Regions from separate parts of the Homo sapiens genome. Here regions 2 and 3 are each linked to region 1. The links are chromatin contacts, found by Hi-C in ENCODE. All regions are on one chromosome and are shown on one strand. Each heading gives the region's core, a stretch centred on a gene start or an enhancer-like site at or near the end of the contact. The rest is flanking DNA. Distances are from core to core; before and after follow the strand shown.

Evidence for each region. A loop is a pair of places that touch in the nucleus more often than their neighbours do. Pooled maps may share reads with other maps.
Region 2: a loop to region 1 is called in a pooled map, with 6 times the contacts of the local background. The contact joins the enhancer-like site here to the promoter of DCBLD2 in region 1. A Hi-C loop is called at or near these places in 3 of 37 single-sample maps with no recorded cell type and 6 of 50 pooled maps.
Region 3: a loop to region 1 is called in a pooled map, with 4 times the contacts of the local background. The contact joins the enhancer-like site here to the promoter of DCBLD2 in region 1. A Hi-C loop is called at or near these places in 3 of 37 single-sample maps with no recorded cell type and 2 of 50 pooled maps.

What each region holds. Positions count from the first base shown.
Region 1 is chr3:98,899,969-98,903,493 of GRCh38, forward strand. It overlaps DCBLD2 (discoidin, CUB and LCCL domain containing 2), which reads right to left and starts at 1,727. Exons shown (of 16, transcript NM_080927.4): 1 at 1,154-1,727. The coding sequence starts at 1,358. It overlaps LOC105374002 (a long non-coding RNA gene), which reads left to right and starts at 2,046. Exons shown (of 2, transcript NR_189121.1): 1 at 2,046-2,549. RefSeq lists enhancers at 626-1,342, 1,343-2,058 and silencers at 1,166-1,855, 1,996-2,045.
Region 2 is chr3:99,504,259-99,507,783 of GRCh38, forward strand. The region is part of intron 1 of LOC105374007 (a long non-coding RNA gene); the gene reads right to left. It overlaps LOC105374005 (a long non-coding RNA gene), which reads right to left. Exons shown (of 5, transcript XR_007095985.1): 4 at 1,641-3,328. Among named protein-coding and RNA genes, the nearest start is that of COL8A1, 130 kb to the right of the region's middle. Within about 2 kb of position 1,858, at least 7 of the 41 ENCODE cell types and tissues checked have a DNase peak (open chromatin) inside an H3K27ac peak, as active enhancers do.
Region 3 is chr3:99,416,408-99,419,932 of GRCh38, forward strand. No RefSeq gene overlaps it. Among named protein-coding and RNA genes, the nearest start is that of COL8A1, 220 kb to the right of the region's middle. RefSeq lists an enhancer at 2,319-2,458. Within about 2 kb of position 1,909, at least 3 of the 41 ENCODE cell types and tissues checked have a DNase peak (open chromatin) inside an H3K27ac peak, as active enhancers do.

The DNA.
Region 1 (3,525 bases), core at 477-2,976:
TCAGTAATTTTAGAAGACGATCTAACTAAAACCTAAATGCTAAGCATCTAAATTTTGAGTTACTCTATATAGAAACGTGTCTAGATGTAAGGGGTCAGTTTGCCAAATACATTTTTTCCTTATAGTTACAGAGATTATATTTCCACATGCCTGTCAAGGTTCGGCATCTTCTTAATGACAGGCCATGATTCCATACTTCACTGAAAACCATGAGAGCAACATAAAGCTGGGCTTAAAGGCAGAGAACAATTTTCTTTTTAAAAAACTCTCTTCCTAGCAATAAGTAACAATCCAATCCTTATCCTTCCCACTGCAATAAAATGGAAAATGCAATGGAAATATCTTTTCAAAAACTGATGCCAAACTGATTCAAAAAGTGTGGTACACTACGGGAAAACAGTACTAAAGGGGAAAAGAAATCACCCTGCATTCTCCTTCCATTATGATAAGTATTTAATAAACAGTTTTGCCTGTTTCTGGAACAGGTTTTTCAAGGATTGTAGGTGGAAAAAAAAAAAAGTTTTGTCACTTTCTGGAAAGGCTTACCTTTTTAATGTGGAGAGCTTCACTTGGGCAAATTAGCATAGCGTTGGGTCAGACCCAGTGTTTGACCAAGGCAGTCTAGACCACCAGCCTCAATGATGGATTGTAAAGAACATGTTCTGAATCCAAGACTCAGAGATAAGCAGAAACTATTCCATTCGCTTCAGAACCCGGGCTCTTTCACAAAGGATCATAATTACCACCACTTACCTTTAATAGGCTTAAGATGCTATTTAATTAACCTGCCTTCCTACAGTGTCCATCCATCCGTGCAGCTTAACTTTAGGGGTCATTACCTCCAAAGGTTCTTTTTCCTCCCCAAAATTTTCCCCAGAAGGACCTAATATCAACGAGGCTTTCATAGCAGGGTCTCACGTCCCCCTTTCAGAAAAATAAATGGCCTTGCCAAAAAGTAAAGCCGCGCCAACTTGGGGGACAGACGGGCAAGACCTTGCCTTTGCAACTCAACCCCGTGAGTACCCAGCCAGGTCCGGCCACGCACGAAAGCGCACCGCGCCTCCCTGCAGCGTCTGCAGATTTGTTCAGGGGCCAAGAGACCCGCAGCCCCGACGGAGGTTCCCCCGCCGCTCACTCCCCTGGGACCACTCACCTTGCTGGGCTCCAGCGTCCTCGAGCAGCAGGAGCAGGACAAGTAAGAGCAGGAGGAACAGAGGCATGGAGAAGGAGGAGGAGTTGGAGCAGGGAGGGAGGGAGCGGGAGAGGGGGAGCGCGGCCCAGGCGGGGGCGGCGGCCGCGGCCCGGACTTGGGGACACTGCGGGCAGCGCCTGGCTCTCACCACCGCCCGGCTCGCCATCGCGGCGGCCGGCAGTCTGCCTGCATAGTGCGGGTGCCTCGGCAGCCCCGCGCGCCTCTGGCCGCGGCACCCGACCAGGAGACGGCGGCAGCGGCGGGAGAACAAGAGGCAGCCCTCGCCTCACCCCGCGCCGGGACCCTTCCGCCCCTCACCCCGCTTTCACCTACTCCTCCTTCGTCCCTTCCCTCCGCTCCCCGCGCCGAGACCCCAGGCCGGAGCGCAGGGGAGGGGAGGGAAGGAAGCGGAGTCCTCGAGCCGCGGAGGACGGCCGCGGCGGAGCTAAGGAACGTGCCTCCCGCGCCGCGCTCCTCACCAGGGTCGCCGCTCGCCGCGCTCACCCGCGGCTCCGGCTAGCTGGCAGGCAGGCCCGCAGCCAGCTCCCTCGCGCTCCCTCTCGCGCGCGCCGGCCACGCCCCCTAGGCACCGCGGCCAATCCTCGGCCAGCTCTGGTCCGTCTCCTTCCGCGAAACCCAATCAGCATGCTCGCTCCTCGCTCGACCCGCTAGTTCTCCGGCCCATTCCTCGAGCTCCACCGCCCCTTACCTCCCTCTTCCAATCCCCTTCGGCCTTTGGAGGCGTCCCACCCGCCTCCTCCAATCCAGGTCCCGCCCTCCAGCTTCGGATCCCCGCGGCCCCCGCCCGGCCCGGGCGCCTGTTATTGTTGGGCCCTCAGCCCAAACTGATCCCGCAGAGGCGGCAGCCAGCTCGTCAGTGACTTCCGGGACGTCCCCCATCCCGCGCTCCCTGCTCCTCAGGCCCAGCTTGCTCCTTGCTCCTTTCTCCTCGCTCCTCCGACGCACATCAGACCACTGGAAGGGGGTGGGAAACCTGGATCCTGGGTTGTTTTAGCTGGGAGCTGAGTCTAAGGGACTTTTTTTTTTTTTTTAATGGCAGAGCGTGGCTTGTTTTGTTAAAACTGCCGCCAGTTGTTGCAACAGCTCCGAGTTAGAATAATAGATGCAGTGTTCAGTTTTTAATATATGTGTTCCCTGTTTTCTCTGCTCTTTTTATGGCGGGGGGTGGGGGACAAAAAAGTGTAAAACAAGATCCGTGCCGCAAAGGCAATTTAAACCTAACATCCCAACCTTCATGCAGCCATTCTACAAGGAGTTGTTGAGCACCTGCTGTCTATCTACAGAAATCTTGAAATGTGGAACAGAGATGGAAATATAGCATGCAAGTCAGAATGAAGTAAGTGCTAATTAGAGTCACAAGCAGTTTGATGGAGACTGTAAGCCTATGGAACGACAAAAAGAATTTTAGGAAAGAGGAATGCAGAGGTCTACGCAGTGATTTATTTTAGAAGAGAGTGGCCATGTAGGATGTTTTTAACAGCAGTCCCTGAAAGGACAATGGTGTCATTAGCAAATACAAAAAACTGCTAAGGTGGAACAAGTTGTGTGGGAAAGTAAGTTAATTTTGGACGTATTGAATTTGAGATGCCAACTTAGATAATAAGTGAAGCTATGTAACAGGCAGATGGATATTTTAGTCGAAAGCTCAGATTGAGAGCTTTGAAATTATGGCTCTGGGAGTCATACATAGCCATACATGTATACATATACATATGTATACATAGTCATACATAGATGTGATATTCAAAAACATGGAAGGGACTGATATCCTTCAATGAAAGTCTAAGTTGGAAAGGACTTTGGAGGTCGTATGTTTCAACTCCCCTGCATATTTCTTATACAATAATCTCTTTAACCAAATTTATTCAATTAACATTTATTAAATGCCTAAGAAACCCTATTATGCTCTAAGCCATTGTGGGCATTGGGCATAAAAAGTTTACTGAGAAGAACTTACATTCTGGAGGAGGAGGTGACATGTAAACAAACCTATTGTTATTAGTGCCCTGTTAGAGGTGTGGACTGGTGCCACAATACCACAGTGAACGGAGTTCAAAAAAACCCGTCAGTTTGAAATGCCAGTGTCTTGAATAAGAAACTAAAGTGAAAAAGGTGATCTCAGGCCAGAGGCAAAATAGGCTGGGTCACAGGCTCAATAGGGAATGGTGTTGATGGAGCTGGATTGACTACTGCTGACGTAATGGGAGGAACTGGAGACTAGTCTGGAAAAGTTAGGAGGGGCAAGATGTAAGGCAAGCTAAGAGTCAAGATTTTATTTTGTATCACTGGAAAATAACTAAAGGGTTCTAAGA
Region 2 (3,525 bases), core at 608-3,107, 600 kb after region 1:
ACACAAGCTAGTAAAGGGCAGAGCCATGGTTTAAACCTAAACATGTCAGTTTCAAAAACTGGGTGTTAAACTGTTCCAATACTGCTTCCCAGAGGGAATCCACGTCATTTATAGCTCTGGAATTCAACTGTTTGAACTCATGCCCTATGAGTTCACATGTGGCAGATGTAAGAAAAGAGGGACACAGAGTAAACAAAGACATTCATAGACAGGATACTGTCTCCACATTGCACAACTCCTAGGGACACTGGTTACCACCTGCATCCGCCATCTAGGGTTTTGCATTGCTGGGATATTCAACAAGGCCCTGATTAAGCAAGTTTAGATGATTCCTGCCATCTCAATTCCTGATGATGTGCCTAACCAATATGTTGTAAACTTAGTTGGGTGGATTAGCTTTAGAAAAAGCTAATTGAGATGTCAAGGCCTAAAGACCACATTTTCCTTTTTTTCTTTTTTTTTAAGCCTTTCTTTTCTATTGCAAGTTACTAAGGAATTTGCTGGCTGTCCAAGTAATTCTTAATATTTTTTAAATCCAAGGTTTTCCCTAACTTAGTGTGCTGCCTGTCTCCAATAACAAAGGCCTTCAGACCACACTAAACACAAATGTCACCTTAAAAGCTTGTACCATTTATGATGGCAGTGAGGGGAGTAGGTTAAGGGTGAAAAGGTTTTCACCTCACACACACATCATACAGGAAACTTATTTATGTGTTAAGCACTACCCATGACTTTGGCCTAGATTTAAGGCCTGAAAATTAGCATAAAATTTGTGTTCTATTAAAGTACTTTTCAGACAGATTTGACTTTGTCAAAGAACTCAAAACATTTTAACATGAAGATTTATTCCCACATTCTTGGGATAGATCTCCATTATAGAAATTATCAAATTATTATTATCTGTTTATATAAATTTATGAATGCTTCCTCTTGAAGGTAATCTCTTTGAGGACAGAAGCCATGACCTAGGTGTCTCTCTTTCCCCAGGTCTGGAATATGACAGCTACTCACTGTCAAGGAATTAATGAGTCTATAGTACTATGCAGCACTGAGCATGTTCTCCTATCTCCTCAAAGAAGAGAGAGAACCCTTACATTTACTTATCAGAGAACTGAGAAAATGAAACCACATTCTTCATGTGTGAAGAATCAAGTGACATTGTACCCTAGGGACTCAATAAGGCTACTCCATCTTGCAAAAAAAAAGATATCTTACTAGAAATATTAAAATAAAATGTCAAGATGTGTATTAAACTCGGTTGGACCAGAAATGTATATTTTTTATTCAAGCATGAAAAGGATATGTATCCATCCAATGTGGTTTTCAGAGCCTATGTCCCCATGTAGGGGAAAAAATTCTCCCTCACCACTCGCCTCGAGACCCACCCTTAGAGCTTTATTTTTTTTAGCACAGTGTTTAGGGTGGAATGGAAATCCCTGTGGGATAGGAAACACTTTAACCTTTAACTGTAGTTATCAATCACTTATAATGTAATATGAATAAAAGCTCTCAGAGCAGAATTTTTATCAAAAGCACTGAGGATGTGAAAGTGTAGTTACACTTATATCAAGGATTATATAGTAAAATGAAAAAAGAGCAGAGTTTTTCTGAAGTCACATTTCACCTCTTCACTGACTTACTTTGGGCTGGCCTTGATTGGAACCAGGAGGCCATTCGTCTGTGGGCATCAGGACCAACCCTCCCCTCCAAAGCAGAAACTCAAAATACACTGCAGTCTTCAACCATTCTTTCTGTGGGCCCAATGCACAGCTGCTGTTGCTTCCTCCTCAGTCTGGGGAATCACCCAAAGATCATTAGATTCAGAATGACTTGGCAAACCAAAATCTTAAGAGAGTGCAGTCGCGTGGCCCAGTCACTATTCCACAAGTCCTCGGTTGTGAGTCACAGTCAGAGTACTTCACAGACCTTAGCAAGTGATGTAATAATCTGGAGCCCGAGAATTGTGAAATCGAGGATTTGCCACCAATTAACCGTGTAACTGTAAGGCTTTGGTTTCCTTAAATGTTAAATATATATATATATATGAGGGGAGGGGAGATACTGCATAATCAAATAAAAGTAGGAAATGCTTCATTAAAAGAAACTTAATACTTTTTTTTTTTTATTTTGGGAATCCCCAAAGCCTATAATATGTTAATATGAACTGCAAATCTCCAGGAGGGGAAACAGTGTCCCAGGTTTCCCAACCTCATTTCATTTTGGAACCCTATTTTCTTTTTTCTTTTTTTTTTTTTTTTTTTTTTGAGATGAAGTCTCACTCTTTCACCCAGGCTGGAGTGCAGTGGCGGGATCTTGGCTCACTGCAACCTCAGCCTCCCAGGTTCCAGTGATTCTCCTGCCTCAGCCTCCCAAGTAGCTGGGACTACAGGCACGTGCCACCATGCCCAGCTAATTTTTGTATTTTTAATAGAGACAGGGTTTCACCATGTTTACCAGGCTGATCTTAAACTCCTGACCTTGTGATCCACCCACCTCGGCCTCCCAAAGTGCTAGGATTACAGGCATGAGCCACCGCACCCAGCTGGAACTCTATTTTCAAATATCATTTTCTAGAACTCGTATTCTACTGGTTACAATTTGGAAAATGCTAGACTAAGTGATCCCCAAAGGCCTCCAAGCATTAATATTCTAAAATTTTACTCTCTGATTCTTTTCTTCCCCCTTTAATCCTAATAAGGAGCTCCACATGAGATTCTGCATATCCAAACTCTTTGCAAACTTAAAAATACCAAAAAACTGTTAGCTATTATAACATGGGGGCAGGACCAGGGAGATGAAGCGTATCCTGTCAACACCCTGAGAACATGGGTAACAGTCTCCACTAGAAAATCTCTGACCTGCAATTATGTCTTTTTGTAATGTGCTTAATTACATACTTAGAAAATAAATTCTAGAATTCCAGCACAATTTTTGTTTAAGGAAATAAGAAAATCCTTTGTTTTGCATAAACGGTGTTACAACTAATTAAGGGAGAAATTAGCTGCCAGGTTACATGAAAAGATAAGACCTGATTCCATGACATCTTCTTTGCATTCATGAGAAGCGAGCTGATGGTCTGCTGCCTGTGTGGTGTTTAGCTCAGCCTCCACTGACTGGGACTCATTAGCCAAGGGTTACAAAAAATGTAACCAATGCTTTTTCCAGATATTCCACCGCAAACCAAGTAAGACGGTGTCTGTCCCTTGCCTTGAAGGCCTGGGTCTGAGCCACTCACGATGCTCCCTCCAGCTCAGCCTGCGGCATGGGATTTTCATTAGATGGCGTTCCTTGTATTCAAGCAAGTCCTGCTGGGGTATAAATACCGCTCCTTTGTTTTTGGAGAAGTGAAGAAGGAGGTAAGCATGTTAATAAACAGCTATTCATTAACTTTTTAAATAATTTTAATGTTCAATAAACTTCTTGTTCTAGTCTTGTTTTTCCTAAGAATAAATCAACATATATTCCAAGTGGCTTTGGGAAGTGGCTAAATATTGCCCATGCTTTTTCCCTTAGTGAAAGTTCCTC
Region 3 (3,525 bases), core at 659-3,158, 520 kb after region 1:
AATAAAGAACAAATTACTATAATTACTTTTCAGGGATTAAGGAGTTGAATGGGGTAAGAGGGAAGTGGGTGTGGCTGTAAGAAGCAACATGAGGAATCCCTGTTGTGATGTAAATGTTCTATATGTCTATTGTATCAATGTCAGTATTCTGATTGTGATATTACAGTATAGTTTTGTGAGATGTTAACATTGGGGAAAACTGGATAAAGGGTAGATTGAACTTCTCTGTGTCATTTGTTACAACCACACACGAATCTATAATTATCTCAACATTAAAAGTTTAAGAAACAATAGAACAATTTTTTTTTTTTTTTTGAGACAGTCTTGCCAGGCTGGAGTGCAGAGGTGTGATCTCGGCTCACTGCAACCTCCGCCTCCCTGGTTCATGCCATTCTCCTGCCTCAGCCTCTGGGGTAACTGAAACTACAGTCGAGCGCCACCACGCCTGGCTAATTTTTTGTATTTTAGTAGAGACGGGGTTTCACCATGTTGGCCAGGATGGTCTCAATCTCCTGACCTCATGATCTACACGCCTTGGCCTCCCAAAGAATAATTATTTTTAAAGAAAGGAGTACAGCATTGGACATAAGTTCTTGTCCAGTAACACCACTCAGAAGCCATATGACCTTGGGTATTAACTTTCACAACCAAAGATTTCTAATGTCTAAACGTGTAGATTAGATAAGTTGATTTTTGAAATTGTGTTCCAGTTATATAATTCTTCCATGGTATTTTATTTCCTAGAAAAGAGTGTTTCTGTAAAATATACTTTTCTCCACACAACTGAAATAAAGTACATGGGAATTATTTTAAATCCAGGAAAACAGTCATACCCAAGCGTAAAGATCTTGCACTTAAAAAAGACCAATCTGTTTGCTTATTAATGAAAAAATCTCTAAAAAGGGTCTTCAACCCAGCACAAGACAGCATTTTCCCAAAATATTAGATATGAGAGACTGGTTTAAGATTAAATTATAAACCTCTACCTTTTCAGCCCATTAGAGAACTAAAGAAATATTTCCTTTCTAGCTATTTTTGATGTTTTCAGAAAGCCAAACTTTTCCCATGCCCTATTTCTCAGGGAGGGGGAATAACCCACATATGTATGGCAGGTCCTTTAATTCACTTTAGCTTCAGCAATGTTGGGTTTGGCTTAGTTGTTAGAACTAACATGTTTACATGACATTTGGGGCACACTTCTGCTCTTCTGTCTGTCACCAGCTGATGGACTCCGAGGCAGTCTGGATAAGAATCCATTACTCTTACTGGAAGCTAGTCTGTCTATATTACCTTCACACATGGTTTCTTAAAAGTCATTTTCTCTATTAAAAATCTGCAAAATATCTTGAAGGAACTTTAAAGAAGTAGAATTGTTATTTAAATACCACATGGCTCTTAAATTCACAAACAGTTACTATTCTGAGTTCAAATTACATAGGCACTGTTATATACAAAAAAAATAGCATGAAGGAATTCCATGTATACAATGCATACCTGGTTATGTATACATGGAACTATGGACTAGATGAGGAAATTGATACTCTTGTTATTCCAACCAACTATGAAAAACATCCTACATTTTAAATGTAAAACTGGGGCCCATGGGCTGTCTTTAAAAAAAAAAAGTTAGGATATTGGAGGACTGTGTGAAGATTTTTGAAACTTATCATACTTGAATTCTTTTCAGAAATTCAAAGAGTATGCAGAGTTACAGCTTGCTTACATTCGTTACAGCATTTATTTATTATAAATTTGTATTGGAACCTGCCATGTATCATGTACTGTCTAAGTGCTAAGGAGAGATACAAATAGGCAATTACCTTAACACAGAGTATTAATTCTATGATGGTGGTGAGTACTAAAGTGCTATAGGAGGACAGGAAATGATCTAACCCAACCTTGAGAAGAGTTTTCACATGCATACTACTGCTTTTTAATCTCAGACTCCCATGTGAACAGCAACATCCTGTTTTTCATGTTATGAATATCAGACGGGTTCCAGTGTTTCTAATAGCTGGGTTACTGATACATCCAGAAATCTTCTGTTAACAACTGACAAGTCAAATTCAGACTACCTGGTGCCAAGCAGCCCAGCTCACTTGTCAATATCGTTTATGTAACCTTGACTTTTCATGACAGAGTGGAGGTAAGAATAGACCCACCACCAAATGGTCATCTATACAGTATGTAATACAGGCTCAGCAGAAGTCTGGCCCCCAGGCTTCTCTGTGGGATGTTCACCTACATAACTTTACTTCTCCTCCTAATAACTCTGGCCTTGTGAGTTTTTCCTTCCTTCTCTAATAAACTAAGCCAATAGTTTCACTGAATTTATTCTGAACCCGGTTACATGACAAGTGAAAACTCAACTGTACTCCTTTGCAAAACAGGCTTCCTGGGTGACGTTGAAATGGAAATCACATGATAGTATGTCAAAGGTTTTTCCCCAGATTTTTCTGACACAAGAGAGTTGGAGTGAAACTGAGAATTCTCATGGACAGATTGACCTTAGGTTCCCCATGTAAGCTCAGCTCTCTCCACTCCAGACTGCTGGACTGTGTTAGTGTCTGGTTTGTCTGATGTGATTATGAACCCCCTGGGCAAGACTTTGCCTAATTCTATGTTCTCTACAGCACCTAGCAATGGTGTTGGCACCATCCAGTGCCAAAGGACGCTCAATCTCTGTTAACTAATAATAGGATTGACTTCTCAACTCAACATGATGAGGTTTCTGTCATCTTTATGCCAGTGTTTTTTTCTGATGTGTATTTCTATTTGTGTCTGGAGAGCAAGCTTCATGTGTTACTGATTCACCCCTGGGCTGATCTTCTTTTCAGGAAATGTAGGCATGAAGTTGAGATTTTTTCAACCACAAGTTTTGGGAACACGGACTGCTGAAATATGCTAGGTTACATGAAGGGGAAATGTTTTTGAAAGCATTGCTTTTATTTTTTTAGCAGTCATGGGGATCTTTGTGAGCCAAGGATGCAGACTGGTTAGCAGATGTGATTATAAAGCCAGCAGGTCCCTTCAATGCAAATGTTTCATTTTAGTTTCTCCATTCCTAAGGAAAACAGTCAGCTTTTTGTTCAATTGACAAGTCTTTTTAATGGTATTTCTTTAATTATACTTCTTGTTTGCTCTAGTACTGAATTATTAATTAAATTTTCCTCATGTTAAATGAGCCATTGTATTGATCTTTGTAGTCATAAATCAGATGTTACATATGACATTTTATAGCACAAATATAACAAATGATTTTTCTGTGTAATTTCATCTTAATTCAACTGAAGGTGGAAAATGTCTTCATAAAAAGAGGACTCTTTGTTATATGGGTTTTTCTCTTGCATGTAAAAGAGGAAGGCCTCTTTGCAGTTGAGATAACAGGAAGGCATCTGTCTCCTGCTCGTCCCTGTGCAATGGAATGTCTAGGTGTAAAACCCGATTATATTTTCCATCTACTGAGATAGGAGAAAACCACCTTAAGGCTGGAGGTGAGATGCTGGCGGCAATACTGCTCTTTAA